Linked DNA regions of Mus musculus: region 2 is linked to region 1. The links are chromatin loops, found by intact Hi-C in ENCODE. Cell type or tissue: left cerebral cortex. All regions are shown on one strand. Each heading gives the region's core, and the rest is flanking DNA. Links, peaks and the distances in the headings are about the cores only. Region 1 has its middle 8.6 kb from the start of Gm34207. Region 2 has its middle 230 kb from the start of Lmx1a.

Region 1 (8,340 bases), core at 254-8,253:
TTCTGGCCTCTGCAGACACTTATGCTCATATACCCACATGTAGACACAGATATATACATGTAATTTAAAAATAAAAATATTCAGCCGGCTGTGGTGGCGCACGCACACCTTTGATCCCAGCACTTGGGAGGCAGAGGCAGGCGGATTTCTGAGTTCGAGGCCAGCCTGATCTACAGAGGACAGCCCAGGACAGCCAGGGCTACACAAAGAAACCCTGTCTCGAAAAACCAAAACCAAACCAAAACAACAACAAAAAAAAAAAAATTCAGAACAGCCGGGCATGGTGGTACACACCTTTAATCCCAGCACTCAGGAGGCAGAGGCAGTCGGATTTCTGAGTTCGAGGCCAGCCTGGTCTACAAAGTGAGTTCCAGGACAGCCAGGGCTACACAGAGAAAGCCTGTCTCGAAACACCCCCCCAAAAAATATTCAGAACAACATTCACATAGAATATTATGTAATGAGGAAATGAGAAAAACAAAAACAGTTGATACTCCCTGCCCCTAGATAAAGAGCTACAGGCAATCAATGGTTGCTGTGAGATAACCAGTTTTCTTCAGGGTATAGATAGCCCCCCTGATAAGTTACCCAATTCCAAATGGTCAGCCCTAATAAAATACATAGAAGAGCAACAGTAAATGGCCTCCACAGATTGTATTTCCATGTACATATGTATGGATGGATGTATATATGTAACGGTAGTGATTAAGAAGAGGTCACAAAGTTCAGAGGGAGTGGGGTGCACAGAAAGAGCTGCATGGGGGAAGAGTGTGGATTGGAAATGATGTAAACACAGGAAATTCTAAAAAAAACAAAACAAAAAAAAAAAAAAAAAAAAAAACCACAGTTGATGCATCATGGACCCAGGGATACAGCTCAGCTCAGTGATTAAATACATGCCTAGCATGAGTAAGGCCCTAAATTTAATCTCAAGTAACACCAAAAAGCATGAGGTGGTGGGATTTATCTAATCTCTCTCTCTCTCTCTCTCTCTCTCTCTCTCTCTCTCTCTCTCTCTCTCTCTTTCTCTCCCTCCCTCCCTTCCTCCCTCCCTCCCTCCCCCCTCCCTCTCCCTCTCCCTCCCTCCCTCTCCCTCTCCCTCTCCCCCTCCCCCTCCCCCTCCCCCTCCCCCTCTCCCTCCCTCTCTCTCTCTCAGCAAAGTCTCATATATCTCAGGCTAACCTTAAACTCACTATGTGCCCAAGGATAGCTTTGAACTTCTGACTCTTCTCCTGTACTTCCTGAAGGCCGTATCTGCTTTTATGTAGTGCTGAGTATTCCATCCAGGGGCTCATACATGCTAGTCAAGCATTTCACCAACTAAGCTATGCCCTCAGTCCTTGTCTTTTAAAGCTAAGACAATATGTATGTGTCTTATAATAATAAGATAGAAAGCATTCATTTCTCCATGAGTGAAACACATAAAGTACCATACTTAGGATAGTTTGGAAACCTTTGGAATTATTGGTGGTAAGAAAAGCTTCAGAGGTGAAAAAGACACTTAAGGTGACCTTTGAGAGACAGGTAGAGTTTGGATCTGAAAGACTGAATACTGAAGTGGGATGACGGTGTGTGCAATGAGTCTGACAAGACTCACACGGAGCAAAGCATTTGCCTCAGTCTAGCGGAAGACTAGCTTCAGCTTCCGATAAGAACTAGGATTTATGTGCTAAACAGCCCAGGCTATCGAAGGTTTGTGAGCTGGCGCACAGTGTGGCAAGACCTCAGGACTAAGTGGGCGAGGCAGGTTAGAGCAGAGTACAGCCAGAGACAAGATACAAATCAGAACAAAAACACAGTCAGATAGACAAAAGAACAAAAGAAAGAGGGACGGAGAAATAAGGGTATCAGGGAAGGCATGAAGACAATGGGTAGAGATGCTGGCGTGTCCACAGGATTGGGTCACTGGTGAGCCAGTGTACCAATGACATCGAAGATTTACCTGAAGTGGATCTTCTGGTTGTTTATAAGGCTAGTAATACTGTTATCGTAGACTTGTTAATAAAATAATTTAGAAACAGATTCAAAAGAAACCTGGACAACAATTTTATTAGCATTTAGGAAAACAGTAGATTATACAGGTTATGTGACAATCCTGGCAGCTACCAGGAGGGGAGATGGGGAAAAGGCCACGCCTTTTAAGTTAGACATGGAATAGAAACAGATAGCTTGTTTAGAAAGGAAAAACTACGTCTAGTAATCCGACCACCCACCCCATCTCACCCCTTTATATTTCCTGGGCTTTATCCAGAGCTTGTTCTGTTGTCGGATGACGTCAGGGTAAGCAAAGGCTTCCGGTCTCCCTCTGCAGTTGGCTTCTTTCATGTGCAATCTTTGTAGCTCTTTTTGTCCATATTCTTTTTTTTTAATTTATTTTTTAATTAGGTATTTTCTTCATTTACATTTCAGATGCCATCCCAAAAGTCCCCCAGACACTCCCCCCCCCACTCCCCTACCCACCCACTCCCACTTCTTGGCCCTGGTGTTCCCTTGTACTGAGGCATATAAAGTTTGCAAGACCAAGGGGCCTCTCTTCCCAATGATGGCCGACTAGGCCATCTTCTGCTACATATGCAGCTAGAGACACGAGCTCCGGGGGGTACTGGTTAGTTCATAATGTTGTTCCACCTATAGGGTTGCAGACCCCCTTTTAGCTCTTTGGGTACTTTCTCTAGCTCCTCCATTGGGGGCCCTGTGATCCATCCAATAGCTGACTGTGAGCATCCACTTCTGTGTTTGCCAGGCCCCGGCATAGCTTCACAAGAGACAGCTATATCAGGGTCCTTTCAGCAAAATCTTGCTGGTGTATAAAATGGTGTCTGTGTTTGGAGGCTGATTATGGGATGGATCCCCGGGTGCGGCAGTCTCTAGATGGTCCATCCTTTTGTCTCAGCTCCAAACTTTGTCTCTGTAATTCCTTCCATGGGTGTTTTGTTCCCAATTCTAAGAAGGGGCAAAGTGTCCACACTTTGGTCTTCGTTCTTCTTGAGTTTCATGTGTTTTGCAAATTGTATCTTGTATCTTGTGTATTCTAAGTTTCTGGGCTAATATCAGTGAGTACATATCATGTGAGTTCTTTTGTGATTGGGTTACCTCACTCAGGATGATGCCCTCCAGGTCCATCCATTTGCCATATTCCATTTTTGTCCATATTCTTCTATCACAATACTATCAACAAAAAAAAGGGACCTTAAAGGTAAAGATGCCTGTGGGGCATGTATGTGTGATGTCTACCAGGATGCAGAGCTGGAACATGCATGCACACACGCGCACTCACACACACAAACACACACACACACACAGAGCACACATACACACCACTTCCTAATCCCACACCCGAGTGCCAATAGCTTGACTTATAGATCAAAAGGTTTTAAGGTTTAGTCTCTGGAACAATAGGAAAATAGTTTTCTATGCTGATATGTACATAGATAGAGGGAGAGATGGGGATGTATGAGCAGAATTTTTTATTTTCTCATGGGTAATTTTACAAATTTTCCAAATATTGTCTATCAACCACTTGATTATACTAGATTAGTAAGTTGATCCACCTGATGAAAACTAACAAATGTAGAGAAAACCATTCTTGCATCCTGAACTGAAGATCTCCTGCCATGGCCTTCCAGGGTCCCTACAATTTCGTAACTGGTTCTTTGACTCTGGGCCTGCCAGTCTTCCCCTGTACAGCTATAGCTCTCAATTCTCAATTCAGAGCCCCGTCCTTGAATTGTTGTCCCTGGCCTTGTAGTCTGGAGTTTAGAGAGTTGTTGATGAAAACGTCTCTTCTTGACTGAGCTTGTTACATGACCCCAGGAAGTAGAGGAAATAACGCAGCAGCTCGTGACTTAGACAATGCTGCCACCCGTAGGTCACAACTGGAATTGCCTCTGGTCTTCTCCCCTAATTAAGAGTGACTTAATGGAACATTTCCCAAGGACTTGGAGTTGTTACTGGAATTGTAACTGAATTGTTACTGCCATTATCGCTAATGCTTCAACAATAAGCCTTTGATATTTGTGACACGATTATAAAACAGGCCTATGAGCTTGGGCTGCTGCAGAAATGAGGTTCTGGGAATGCAAAATAAGAAATCACTTGCAGCCCAAAAAGAGAATCCACGTGGGCAAACTGCCCTGAGGGGGAACAAGGGAAAAAAGAAGACGCCTCTCACACAGCACGAACGATGCAGCAGGTACAGTGTGAGACATCGAGCTTACTCCCAGAGAGCAGCGCAGCTGCTTTGACCTCAGCTTTCCCTACCCTGTCCCCCGTCTATTCTCAGTCTCAGATCCAAACCACCGGCGCTGTTACCACTTTTGAGGACTCTGAGTATCTGAACTTGTTCGGATCACACTTTCCTGCTGGAGTCTTAGGTAAAGCTTTAAAAATGGTGCTTTGGGTTTACATTTTCTAGATGTGAGTACACTGTGGCTGTCTTCAGACTCACCAGAAGAGGGCGTCAGATCCCATTACAGATGGTTGTGCGTCACCCTGTGGTTGCTGGGAATTGGACTCAGGACCTCTGGAAGAACTGTCAGTGCTCCTAATTATTGAGTCATTTCTCCAGCCCTAGGTTTACATTTTAGACACTATTCCACATTCCAGGACAGCTATCCTGAAATTTTTGGTGCCCCAGATTCCCCTAATTTTAGGAAGTCTTTGACCTATTTCCCCTCCCCTTCTAAAACCTTCTGCCTGGTAGTGGATTTGGGAACAGTTGAAGGCTGTATAACCCAATCTGACAGCCACGACTTATCAGTGGTTATTGGTGCCTGGAATGTGGCCAGCCCAAATTGATACACACCTTGCCTATAAAACCACATTGACTTCTAAGAAGTCTTTGTGTAGAAGCCAAAATATAAACTTATCTCCTTAATGATTTTATATTGGCAGTATACTACTAAACATCACACTAATTTGGGATGTGTTAGGTTAAGAATATCATTAAAATTAATTTCTCTGGCATCTTTTTACTTTGTAATGAGTAAGTCTTCTATTGCATGGATGGGTACCACTATATTTCTACTGGGCATTTGTGGTTCAAAGATGTACACATGTAAATAAAGGCATTTCTTACATTAATTAGTATAAGATCCCAGGCATGAAACAGAAATTTATTTCCTACTTAGCTGATGGGCAAAAAGCTGTCACCTGAGGCTCAAGACAACTATAATTATTAGCCGAGATTTTCATGTCATTGTGGAAACTAATGAAGCTTGACTTTCTCTGATTGTGTCTCTTGTGGGTGGGTGACTGGTTTGCTAATTATCCTAAAGTTCCCATCCTACTAAATTCCATTAACAATACTGTAATTTATATGCTAGACCAAGCTCAATAAACAACAGAGTATTTCCATTAAAGAAAGTAGCAGGGAGGGGATGGAGAAATGTCTCAGTTGTTAAGAGATTTCAGTGGAAGAATAAAGAGACCAGAGTTCAGATCCCAGAACACACGCCAATGCCAAGGGGACCTGGTGGCCTATCTGTATAATCCCAGCAAGGATAGGCATATCTGCAAGCTCTGGGTTTGATTGAGAGGCCTTTCCTCAATGAATAAAGTGAAAGATTAAAGGAGAATGATTCCCAACATCAACACCATGCCTACACACAGGAGGAATGGGCTGTGCAAGCACATGTGTGCACAAAACGTGGATAGGGCATGCATGCACCACACACAGAAAAAAATGGCAGTCTCTTAATGGAGCTCTTATTATTCTACTAGAAGTGTGCTCCAGAGAAAGAAAGGCTGCAGAATCCTCTTGCCCTTGTCTAGTCAGGTGCCTTTAGCTGAGAGGAAATGCTGCTGTGAGTTAAAAACTGATCACATCCTAGGGTTAAACCAATTCATCCCCAAAGGCTCTCTCTCAGGCTAACTGGAGTTTCTTCACTCATCATAACAACCTTGGAAAATTGTTGGATTCCTAAACAGAATGCAAATTCAAAGCTCCTAACTTAGGAGTTATGAATCACTTTTTTTGAGGGGCCTTGGAACAATGGTGACCTGACTTTCCAGTGCCAACAGGAATGGGCCCTGTCTGCCTGAGAGAGAATTCTAATGGTGTTCCTTTCACCCCTATGATCTTCTAAAATAATCGTATATGTTCCACACTTACATGGTTTATATCTCAAATTGCTCCAAATGAAATGAAACTACTAAGCCCTGTCCCTAAATCCTATCCATCACGACACTGACTTTTGGAATAGGGAAGCTGATTTCTCAAGTTCATCTTCAAAACTGGACTCTGGTTCCTCGCTCTGTGTAAGAAGGAGCACTCCCAACTCGTTAAACCAGAAAGAGCCAATACCCGTAGTCTGAGGTCCCCCGAGGAACTCATTTGAACACTGCACAGAGCAAACTCAGCAGATATCTTCTGCCAGCTCCTTTCCATTTTCTCTGCTATGTGTGATATTTTCCATGGATGAGACCAGAGATGTTTGGTTGCAAATGGCTGTCAGATGTTTAAACAGTTCTGTTGCTGAAACATGATAATTTCCAGAAGCTCTCTTTCTGCCCGTGGTGTCTTTCGGTAAGACCCACCACAAAGAAAACGGGGTTGTACAAGAAAAATGGCAGAAGATCTGGGAATTAACCAGAAAAAAAAACTAGACTATAACATGCCTCCAACAACAACAAAAAAAATCATTAATAGGAAACAGGCCAGTTTCTAAGGGTCACAGAAAGAATACATGCTGGATTCTCGGCAACTGGCTTCGTTTCAGAGTCAGTAACCTCCAAGTTGTCAGGGAGGATTGCGGTTAATGCTGTGAAAGATGTGTGCTGAAAGATTTCTAGTTGCCCTTGAATTCCTGAGCTTCAAGTCAGGACATCATACCACACATGTGCAAAACAGAAAGTCTGGTAAAGTCTAAACGGACCCTGCTATAAGTAAACCTACTATGTAAAAGCTCAACTCATAAAATCAATACATTAGAAAGCAATCATTAATATTAAAAAGGAAGTTGATTTTAAAATATTTTAGTGAAATTTTCCCTATTCACATATTTGGTTAAGTTATATGAAAATACTAGTATTTGGTTATTTTAACCCTCCCTCAAAAATAAAGCTCCCACATTCTGGTCATTCCATATGATTTAACCTATATATTGCATTGTATAGGTACTGGAGATTTTTCATGTGTATGCATGTTTTGCCCTCACATTTGTATATGCACCAAATGCCTGGTGCCCATAGAGGTCAGAGGAGTGTGCCTGACTCCCAGACTACAGTTGCAGGCACTTATGAACTACTGTGCACTCTGGAGATTGAGCTCTGGTCTTCTAGAAAAGCAGCCAATGCTTGGAACTGCTGGTCCATCTCTCCAGCCTCCAGAAATAAATAACCTTTAAACCCTACTTTCATGGGGCTACAGAGAGGGCTCAGTCAAGGAAGCATTTACTGCACAGGCATTAGGACCTGAACTGCAGCCTCGGGGCCATAGAAACAAAAGGCTGGGAATGGTGCAGTTGTAGTCACAGCGCTAAGGAAGGGGTCAGGTGGTTCAGTGGCATCTAGACTTGCCTAATCAGTGAGAGACAATCTCACAAAAATAAGGTGAATGGCACCAAAGGAATGACAACTAAGGTTGTCTGCACGTACGCACAAGCACACACACACAGAATACTTTATTCAATGTTTCCCATTTGTGTGTAAAGTTTCAGTAGCTCAGCTGCTTTAACCTGAGTGCCAGTGTAGACAGAAACAGTGACGTTATCAAAAGCCAGAAGGATTTTGAGTGTTATCTGTCGAAAAAAAAATTTTTTTTCCAAAAAGAGAAATCTCAGTAACACAAGAAGTAATGAGTGAGGACTAAGAATTTGGTAATGCCTAAAATAATAGTAACACTAGCTACAAATTACCTATTTGAGTATTTCAAAGCAGCCTTGAATGAAGTTAAACTTCTAAGCCACATTCCCAAATCACTATGAGAATAAAGAGTAAAGAGGAGAGACAGGGTGATTTTAGCGATCAGGACTTACCTAACCATGCCAGCACTCAGAAGTGGGAAAGGAAAGATGCCAAGTTTGAGGCTAGCCTGGGCTACAGAGAGAGATCTGTCTCAAAGAGCACCCTCCACCCAACTTACACATCCAAATAAGGACTGCTGTTCAAGGAGTCCTGAGGGAAGCTGCATATCTAATTCCAATTGACACTGGTGCATTGATCAGAAAGCCTGTGGAATGTACCCTTGGAACCATCATTCATTACTGAACTATTTCTCAGTAATCATTTTCGGTTTTATGTTCCAAAATGGCACTGGCCAGCTTCTTGACATTCTTAATTCCCAAAGTCCATTCCAGATGCATTTCTGTTATTGGTTGAAATACATATATATCATTTTAA
Region 2 (8,340 bases), core at 49-8,048, 510 kb before region 1:
GAGTTAGAGACTTTATCGATTTATACGTCGATTCCAAAGCTATCAATGGGTAGTCAAGGAGAGAACTCTTAGAAGCCATGTAATACACAACCATCCCACTGGTTCCAGAAGAAACTGAGGCCCAAGGAGTCTAGGTTGCAGCTAAAGCTACACTTTGTTGGTAATGAAGGGTCTCTTCCTCTTAGTCTTTGCCAAGTCTCCTCTAAACATTTAGAACACAACCCCAAAGAGTGGCAAGGAAAGAGCTGAGGAGGCTTGAAAGAAAAGCTCCCCCCACAAAATAAGGTACTCAGACTGCATATTTAAAAATGGGCAGAATCTTGATGGGTTGAGGTTGCCCGGAGGATGGACTATTTGAGAGGAATGGCATAGAACACAAAGATTTAAAAAATAAGAGGGTATAGGATGTGTTCGGAGTAAAGGAAAAAATAATCCAATTCTAAGATGTCCAGTAAAGAGAAGACATGTTTTAATGGAAAAGCAGATGCAAGACACTGGACAGCCCAGAGTCATGGAAGAGCAAACCAGGTTAGGGCAACATGGTCTGAGCCATGTGCAGTAGCCACAAAGGTCACTGATATTTTGGTGAAGCGGACATGCAGAAGGAGGGCAGGTGGCCCATTGGCGTGAGATGCGAGGAATTCTAGAGATTTTGAAGAGGAAACCTTGCTAGAGTGCTCTGGAGGAAGGCTGCCTTTCTAGAGCAGTGAGCGAGGGTGATGAAGTCTCCCTGGGGTCAAAACTGTTAGTACTAAACTGGCAGCTTTAAGTGTCCACTGTCAGTCCCTCTCTGTATAGAGGGAATGGTGTGTCGCTGCTGAGAAGCACGAATGAGAGGGAAGAGGCAGAAACGTCTGACCAGCATCTTCTGGCCCGTGGGCTGATGGGAACCTTGGGCAGAAATTACCCCTTAAAAGCCTGGGTTTCGCAGAGTGCACAAAGGACAAAGGACTGCCCTGTATTGACCTCTCCCTGGACATGGCAGCATCTGGATAATGATCCCATAGTCCTTCCTCTTTAATGTGCACCTTTTCTCTTGACATCAACGGGCGTCCCTATTTATAAACCGCTGGGTAATGGTTCACAGTGGAAAAGCTTGGCTTTGCTATGAACAATCAAGCTGTGTGTGGTTGGCATCTCTATTTTCTAAGACTTTTCTTGACATCATTAACAACATTGTTTTGCCTTGGGGCAGTAGCATTTATAAATGGTGGATCTTTGGTATAATCCCATATTTAAATATAAGTAAATAATTTAGGGTTCTGCAGAGATAACACAGTCAACAACTGTTTATTGTACAACCATGAAGACTTGAGCTTGAGAGAGTCTGTGTAACAAAAATCCAGGGATGGGGCATGCCCCATCATCTCTGTGCCCAGAAGAAGGAGAAGGGCTTGGGGGACCTCTGGGAAACAGCCAGCCTAGCTTCCTCTGTGAGCCTCAGGTCTCAGTAGGAGTCCCAGTTTCAAAAACAAAACAAAAACCAAACCAAACCAAACCAAATCAGCCAAAGAACAAACTCAAAGAAAAATAAAATGACAAGGTGAGAAGCACACCTAAGGCTAACGTCTGGCCTCCATGTGTATCTGTGCACACATAAAATGTACACACACACTTACAGACTACACAATAATCACAACAAAATATCCTCATGCTTCTAAAAATGGGTCCCTTTGTGCCACATTGTTGATATAGTTACACACGATGAATGACACAGGTGTCTTTGGGGGTGAGGGCTCAAAACTGACCACAGTGATCTATGTGCCCCACCCCTGTGCTTTTGACTCCCGCCATTCCTGTACAATGCCATTCCATTGCAGCACACACACCCTTCTTTCAAAGGCATCTTTATCCCAATGCCAGCAAAGCTGTGACAGCCCCTCCTTTCCTATGACCACCAGGTTCCCCCATGCGGCTGAGAGGGGGAAGCAGAGCTGAAGAACTCAGCCTTGGTTCAAAGAATAACATCAACACCTTTTCTCATGGATTCAAAGGTAATGAGAGGAGAGAGAGAACCACATTAAAGAAGCAAAGTGAGATGAGAACAGAAGGCGCCAGGATCATCTTGCTCAGAGCTGACTGATGCTCTATAGCGCTAAAGAGCCACATGGAAGCCCGGCTGTTTGCGTGTATGAAGAAATCAGGTGTGTACTTCACAGTCATAATTAAAACCTCTCAGTCAGAGGCTATAGAGAGATTAGTTGTCACATTGTGTTAAAGGAATCCTTGCCTTATTCCCTAGAAGGGGACAGACTGCCTGTGGTCTTGTCATCTGTTCCTGTGCTCTAGCAACCCTCCGCCAGAATGCCCCACTGACAGATCCTGCACACTGAAGCCCTTTGGAACTGGGGAGGATCTGCCCACTGAATGAGAGGGAAAACATACCATAACCACGCGCCTAGCTACTCTCACCGAGTGCTAACAACCACCCACCATTTGCTTTAGCTAAGACTCTAAATCCTGCTTAGAGACCCTTACCCTTCCAACTCATTTTTCAGGAAGACAAGATGGAGACTCGGACGGGCAGCCAGGAAGGGCAGGCAATGGGGCAACTGTAAAATAGAGGAAGGGAAAGACAGAAACATGGCAGGAATTAGGGTTAGGGAGCTTCTAGGTCCCGGCAATACCCTGCACCAGAGAGTTGTACACACGTCCCTGACATCCTCAACCATTCTAAACCCGTAGAGGAGGTGGGTGGTCAGTCCACGGAAGGGGCAGTATTTTATTTCACGTATCCTATTGACGTAAACAGTTTGCTAGCCAAACTTAGGAAGAAATAATAAGCAAAATAAGCTTGTTAGACCTGACCTAAACTGGCGACTGTTTTCTATTTTGATTGATTTAATGAGCCAAACTCTTATCCCTACCCAAAAGAACTCAGAGCAGCCATGGACACCTGTCCATCACCTGGGGTGATTTATATTGTTTATTATAACTAAAATCATCATCCTCGTAATGCATTTACACATGTACCTTTGCCTGAAACCGACTGGCCTTTGATAACATCAAGATAGAAAAAAGACAGGTTCCAGAATCAGGAGCAGAACTGAAGTACCACATGGAAATAAGGCAATATTTTTTTAAATCATATATCTGAGAAAGGTCCGTATCTATAATATTTGAAGAATACGCAAAAAAGAATTTCAGAAAGACAATGTAATTTTAAAATGGTGAAGCAACCTAACTGAGCACCTTTTAAAAGAAGGAGTGCAAATGGTTGACAATAACACTAACAAATGGTCTCCATCACTAACTACTGAGACAATGGAAGTCAATACCTATGAGATACTGTCAGAATGACTGGAATAGAAAGAACGGACAATAAATGTTCACTAGCTTGTGGCGATGTTAGAAGCCTCGTACATGGCTGGTGGGATTATACATGGTATGTTCCCATTGATCAACAACCGGACAGATATTCACAAAGTTGGGCATTACAGTTTGATCCAATCCTAGGTATGTATTCAGGAGATGTGGAAACTCATTCACACAGAACTTGCACATGGATGCTCAGAGCAGCAGCATTCTTAGACCTCAGGTGGAAGAATGCCCACCAGCCCATAAATCGATAAGCATGTCATATCTATAAAATAAATATTATTTGGTTGTAAGAAGGAATGACAGGCTAATACATGAACTAATACAGACTAATCAAGGACAAGACTTGAAAAGAATAAGCCATATGAAGGAAATCTTGCCCCAAATTCACCTAGTGGTTGATTCTAGGTCATGGAATGTTCAGAATAGGTAAAGCTATAGAGACAGAAAGCAGTATTTTCCAAAGATAAAAGTAGGGGAAACTAGAGTTAGTCTTTTAATGAGGTGGGTTTTATGGAATGATTATCAGAATATTCTAAAATCGATTATAAAGATGGTTATACAACTCAATATCTTAAAGACATTAAGGTAAAAAAAACTTTACTTTTGAAATAGATGAACTTTGTGCTACGTTAAATATATCTCAATTAAAAAGGAGAAGGCAAGAAGGTGTGTGGGAGGGAACATCTTCTGTCTGTCTCTCAGGGCCAGGACTACTCCCTTTTTCTCCACAGAACACTCATTTATGCAAACTGAGCTGGTGATGGTGAGCATTCCAGAGAAGGTTTACTTTCCTTGAAATGTCAGCCTTTCTCTTAGAAAGCATCTTATGTGGCTATACAACCAGAGAAAAGCAAAATATTATATGGAATGAATGCTAGGTGCACCGGACACCCAAGTCCACCCACAAGGCCAGTATGATGGGGGAACGGTCATCCCATAGTGACTGAGGTTTGAGTAGAATCCACCCATGTGGTGGCATGCTTGTCTCTGTTACCAGAGAGCCCTGGCCTTGTTTGCCTTCATTAAGCTATGGCCCACTCATCAGCCATAAAACAAGGAGCTCCCCACAGTCCAGGCTTTGGTGCTGGATTCCACCTGGTCATCCAGAGATGACAGGACTCAACAGTGAAAAGGACTTCAAGAGATTCTAGCTGGCCCACGATGTCCCCTCTCCCCTGGTTTCACAGAAATCACTTCAACTGGTAACCCAGTCACTCAGTGTGGCCGTTTGTGAGCTACAATGGCCAGGGAATGTGAGTGGGAGCAGAATACTTCAGGGACCATCACGAGGATCAGGGGTGTGCCATTTTGAAATGGTGTCCTTGGCCATTTTGAAAGCCCTGGAGAAAACAACCATTTCTACTCACAAGAGAACGCTTTTAAGAGGACAAAGCTACCCTACTAGTACCCATACACAAACACCATCACCCTAGCACATGAGAAAGATGTGTCCTCATGTAAGCCAGTGTGTTCTGATGTCTTTCTTAGAGCAGTTTATATAACTAGACAGGCATGTGCACAAGGCTGAAGAGTAAACTCCATGCCAATTTGCTATCCCTACGGTCTACATATCCTCCTATTGCCTCCCCCAAGGAATTCTCTATTTCAATCTACGCAGCATCCTCTTCATGTCCAACACTGAAAGCCACAGGACTTAGAAATTCTTTGATCAGATCTTATAGAATCCTGGTTGATTGTTAATCTGGAAGAATTGGTTAGAGGATCACTAGAAACGATACAAGCACCCACCAAACATTTCACACAAACACACAGGAGCTACTTCTGAGCTATCTCTTAAAAGCACTGCGATCTTCATCCTGTTGACAAATGGTTGCCGCTGTGGAGGTTGCCCTGGACCTTGGGGATGACAGTCACTTTTCAGAACAATGCAGCAGGAACCTAGAGGGGCCTGGTCCCTTGGCCACCTGGTGGAACTGTGCTGCGAGCCTGGAGAGCTCCAGGCTTTTTCTGTCAGTGATGCTGACTACATCAGTTGATGAGTTTTATGGAGGAAATAGTGTTGCCCAGTTTGTACTGATTAAGAGGTAGTCGATTAATATCGTCTGCAGAGTAATTCAGTTCTGCAATGAGCAGAGGATTCCAACAAAACAACCAAGGTTTCCTTCAAGGGTACATCTTCCAAAGGACAGAAAGGTGTGGTGACTATCTCTGCCCACAAGAAAGTGACACAGTTCACGAAAAACTGCTGAACCCCGTCTCACTTGCTGTTTGGAGGTCATGAAAACTATGGATAATTTTTTTTCCATTTCTGGATTTTCCTCTGTTTGAGCTTTACTTTTGTTTGTTTCTTGGGTCTCGTGCAGCTGAAACTCAAAGCCTTATGTAGCTTGAAAGCCCCGCAGTCCTCACCTTGCTGGTGCTGGGATGGCGGCATATGCACCATGCCCTGTTATGCAGGGATAACATAAAATCTTGGCTTTCATGTGTGCCTGTCAATCATGCTAGCAACTCATCGGTGTTCCCATTCCTCCCGTTCTGATTTTAAAACACATTGCTAGCTCAACAAAAGCAAGCTACTATTTCATTTAATAGTTCGGGGCTTAATTGACCTACCTGACCTCAAATAACTTTTCTATTTGCTACATAATGATTACTTTGGCTTCGTTATCCAAGCCCCACAAGCAGCTGAACTAAAACTATCTCAAGAGAATGCGCTGCTAAATATACTTGGTTATGGATGAAGCTGCTGCATAGTTACCAAGGTCCAAGTCTGAAGAAATCGGAAAATTGGCTAAAAAGCCATGTGTACTGACTGGTTTTGTGTGTCAACTTGACACAAGTTGGAGTTATCACAGAGAAAGGAGCCTCCTTTTAGGAAATGCCTCCATGAGATCCACCTGTAAGGCATTTTCTCAATTAGTGATCAAGGGTGGGAGGGTCCTCCCCATTGTGGGTAGTGCCATCCCTGGGCTGGTAGTTTTGGATTCTTAAGAAAGCCAGCTGAGCAAGCCAGGGGAAGCAAGCCAGTAACATCCCTCCATGGCTTCTGCATCAGCTCTTGCCTCCTGCCATGTGTGAGTTACAGTCCTGACTTCCTTTGGTGGTGAACAGCAATGTGAATGTGTAAGCTTAACAAATCCTTTCCTCCCCAACTTGCTTCTTGGTCATGATGTTTGTGCAGGAATAGAAATCCTGACTAAGGCAAATTGGCACCAGGAGTGGGGTTTTCCTGTGACAATCTGACCATGTTTTAGGGAGGACTATGGAAGGACTTTGAGCTAGAAGAGCCATTGGGATGTTAAGAGCTTTGTGGAATGTTGTATAGGAGCTTAGAAGATAATGTTGAGAATAGTGAAGAAGATGGAGGCCTGGCTTGTGAAACTTCAGAGAGAAAATTAAAGACTCTTATCAGGGCTGCTGCTATTTTGATTGTGAAGATTTTGTGGTTTAGGTTAGCTGTGACTAACAAGATACCAGAACTATTAAATTGAAACCTTTGCATTACTGGGATTATTGATGCTGATTAGCTGGAACTAAGAAATTAAAGGGGATTAAGAAGATACCAGCATCATTGAGGTCTTCTGGGAAGTGTTTTCTGAGAGCACAAAGAGGGTGTGTTCCAGAGATAGCCAAGGTTGTACCTTGTGCTGCAGCTGTACTTGGTAATGTGTAAGAGTCACCCAGGTGGTTTTGAAGGAGTGAAGGCATCATGAAGAACAGCTGAGACTTGGCACTGTGAGAGGCCATGGAAGGTCATTAGTGAAGGTGCAGCCTCAGTTGCAATTGATGACCCAGGACTGAAGGGATCATGCAAAGTAGTTGAGGCTTGGCACCATGAAGAGCGCCTATGAGAGGCTATGGGTGAAGCCTAGTTACAGTGGAAGACAGCAGTGTTTTGGAGATGCTAGTACTATGAGATGACCACCAAGAGCAGCAGCAGTGGAGTACAGGCAGCTGGAACCTAGAAGACAAGAGCTGGAGAAGTGATTCAAGCCTTTGAAGGAGCCCAGAAGATTATGAGTGGATCCCAGACATTGAACTGTTAGAGTTTGATTTTGTTTTTGTGACTGGGCCCTGATATATTTCCCTTTTGAAGGAAGAAAATATTTAGTGGAGCCCATAGTTAAGAGACTTTGAATTTTAAGAGATTGGATATTTTAAAGGGATTGAAATTTTAATATGTAAGAATTTGTAAATAGGGCTTTTAAAGCTATTTAGATCTTAGGGATGAATAAGAAAGTAAAGGTTGAGGCTTAATAGTGATGTGTTTATGTGTCAAGTTGACAAGTGGTCAACTGTACTGGCTGGTTTTGTGTGTCAACTTGACACAAGCTGGAGTTATCACGGAGAAAGGAATAAACCCTTTCCTACCCAACTTGCTTCTTAGTCATGATATTTGTGCAGGAATAGAAACCCTGACTAAGAAACCATGCATCTCCTCCCGAGGAAACCTCCACTTAAGCTACCCCAAGAGGTAGTGTAGAGGAGACTTTGATAGAGCTTCCAGAGAAGACATATGATGAACAAGAAGGAAAAAAAAAGCAGTTTATTTTGTTATGTTTAACTGTTGGGATGTTTCACTGTATAATTTAACCAGTCTGAACTAACACTAATTTCAGCGTCATTGGGAATTCTGAATTTCTCACCGACTGGGGCAAAGGGCCATCTAATTATTATGACCTTCACACATAGTCATATACCTCCGTTAGAAAATATTTGGAGTTGATAAGCCCAGTTTGGATTTTAAAATCCTCCATGAAGAAAACCCTCGGGGGAAAAAAACAAAACAAAACAAAAAACCTAAGAATGTTGTCTGAGTTCTTTGCATGGTGGAGACCACGAGGCATGCATTTTTGGATTCGAGTGTCCTGTAGCCAGTTGACTTGTTCACAGAGTGAAATATTGGGACAGACAGCAAATGAGCCTTATGGCCAGATAGAGAGATTTCATAGGAATACTCTTCAGTAATGATCATTTGGCTGTCTGTTCAGTTTCTTGAACCACTGCCTCTGGCTTTAAGGTATTATCTGACTAATGAAAACGAATGCCGTCAGGCAA

What was found. A loop is a pair of places that touch in the nucleus more often than their neighbours do. Peaks named below come from ENCODE experiments on the same cell type or tissue, not always from the same donor. Only the 100,000 strongest peaks of a DNase experiment are listed, where the experiment ranks them.
Region 2: a loop joins it to region 1, with 4 times the contacts of the local background. A loop is called at or near these places in 12 of 42 quality-filtered maps.

Annotation. Positions count from the first base shown.
Region 1 is chr1:167,410,558-167,418,897 of GRCm38, reverse strand. No RefSeq gene overlaps it. Among named protein-coding and RNA genes, the nearest start is that of Gm34207, 8.6 kb to the left of the region's middle. In left cerebral cortex, for the core only: a CTCF peak has its summit at 3,867; a DNase peak (open chromatin) is centred at 3,848.
Region 2 is chr1:167,917,046-167,925,385 of GRCm38, reverse strand. No RefSeq gene overlaps it. Among named protein-coding and RNA genes, the nearest start is that of Lmx1a, 230 kb to the right of the region's middle. In left cerebral cortex, for the core only: no CTCF peak of the experiment used is centred there; a DNase peak (open chromatin) is centred at 4,078.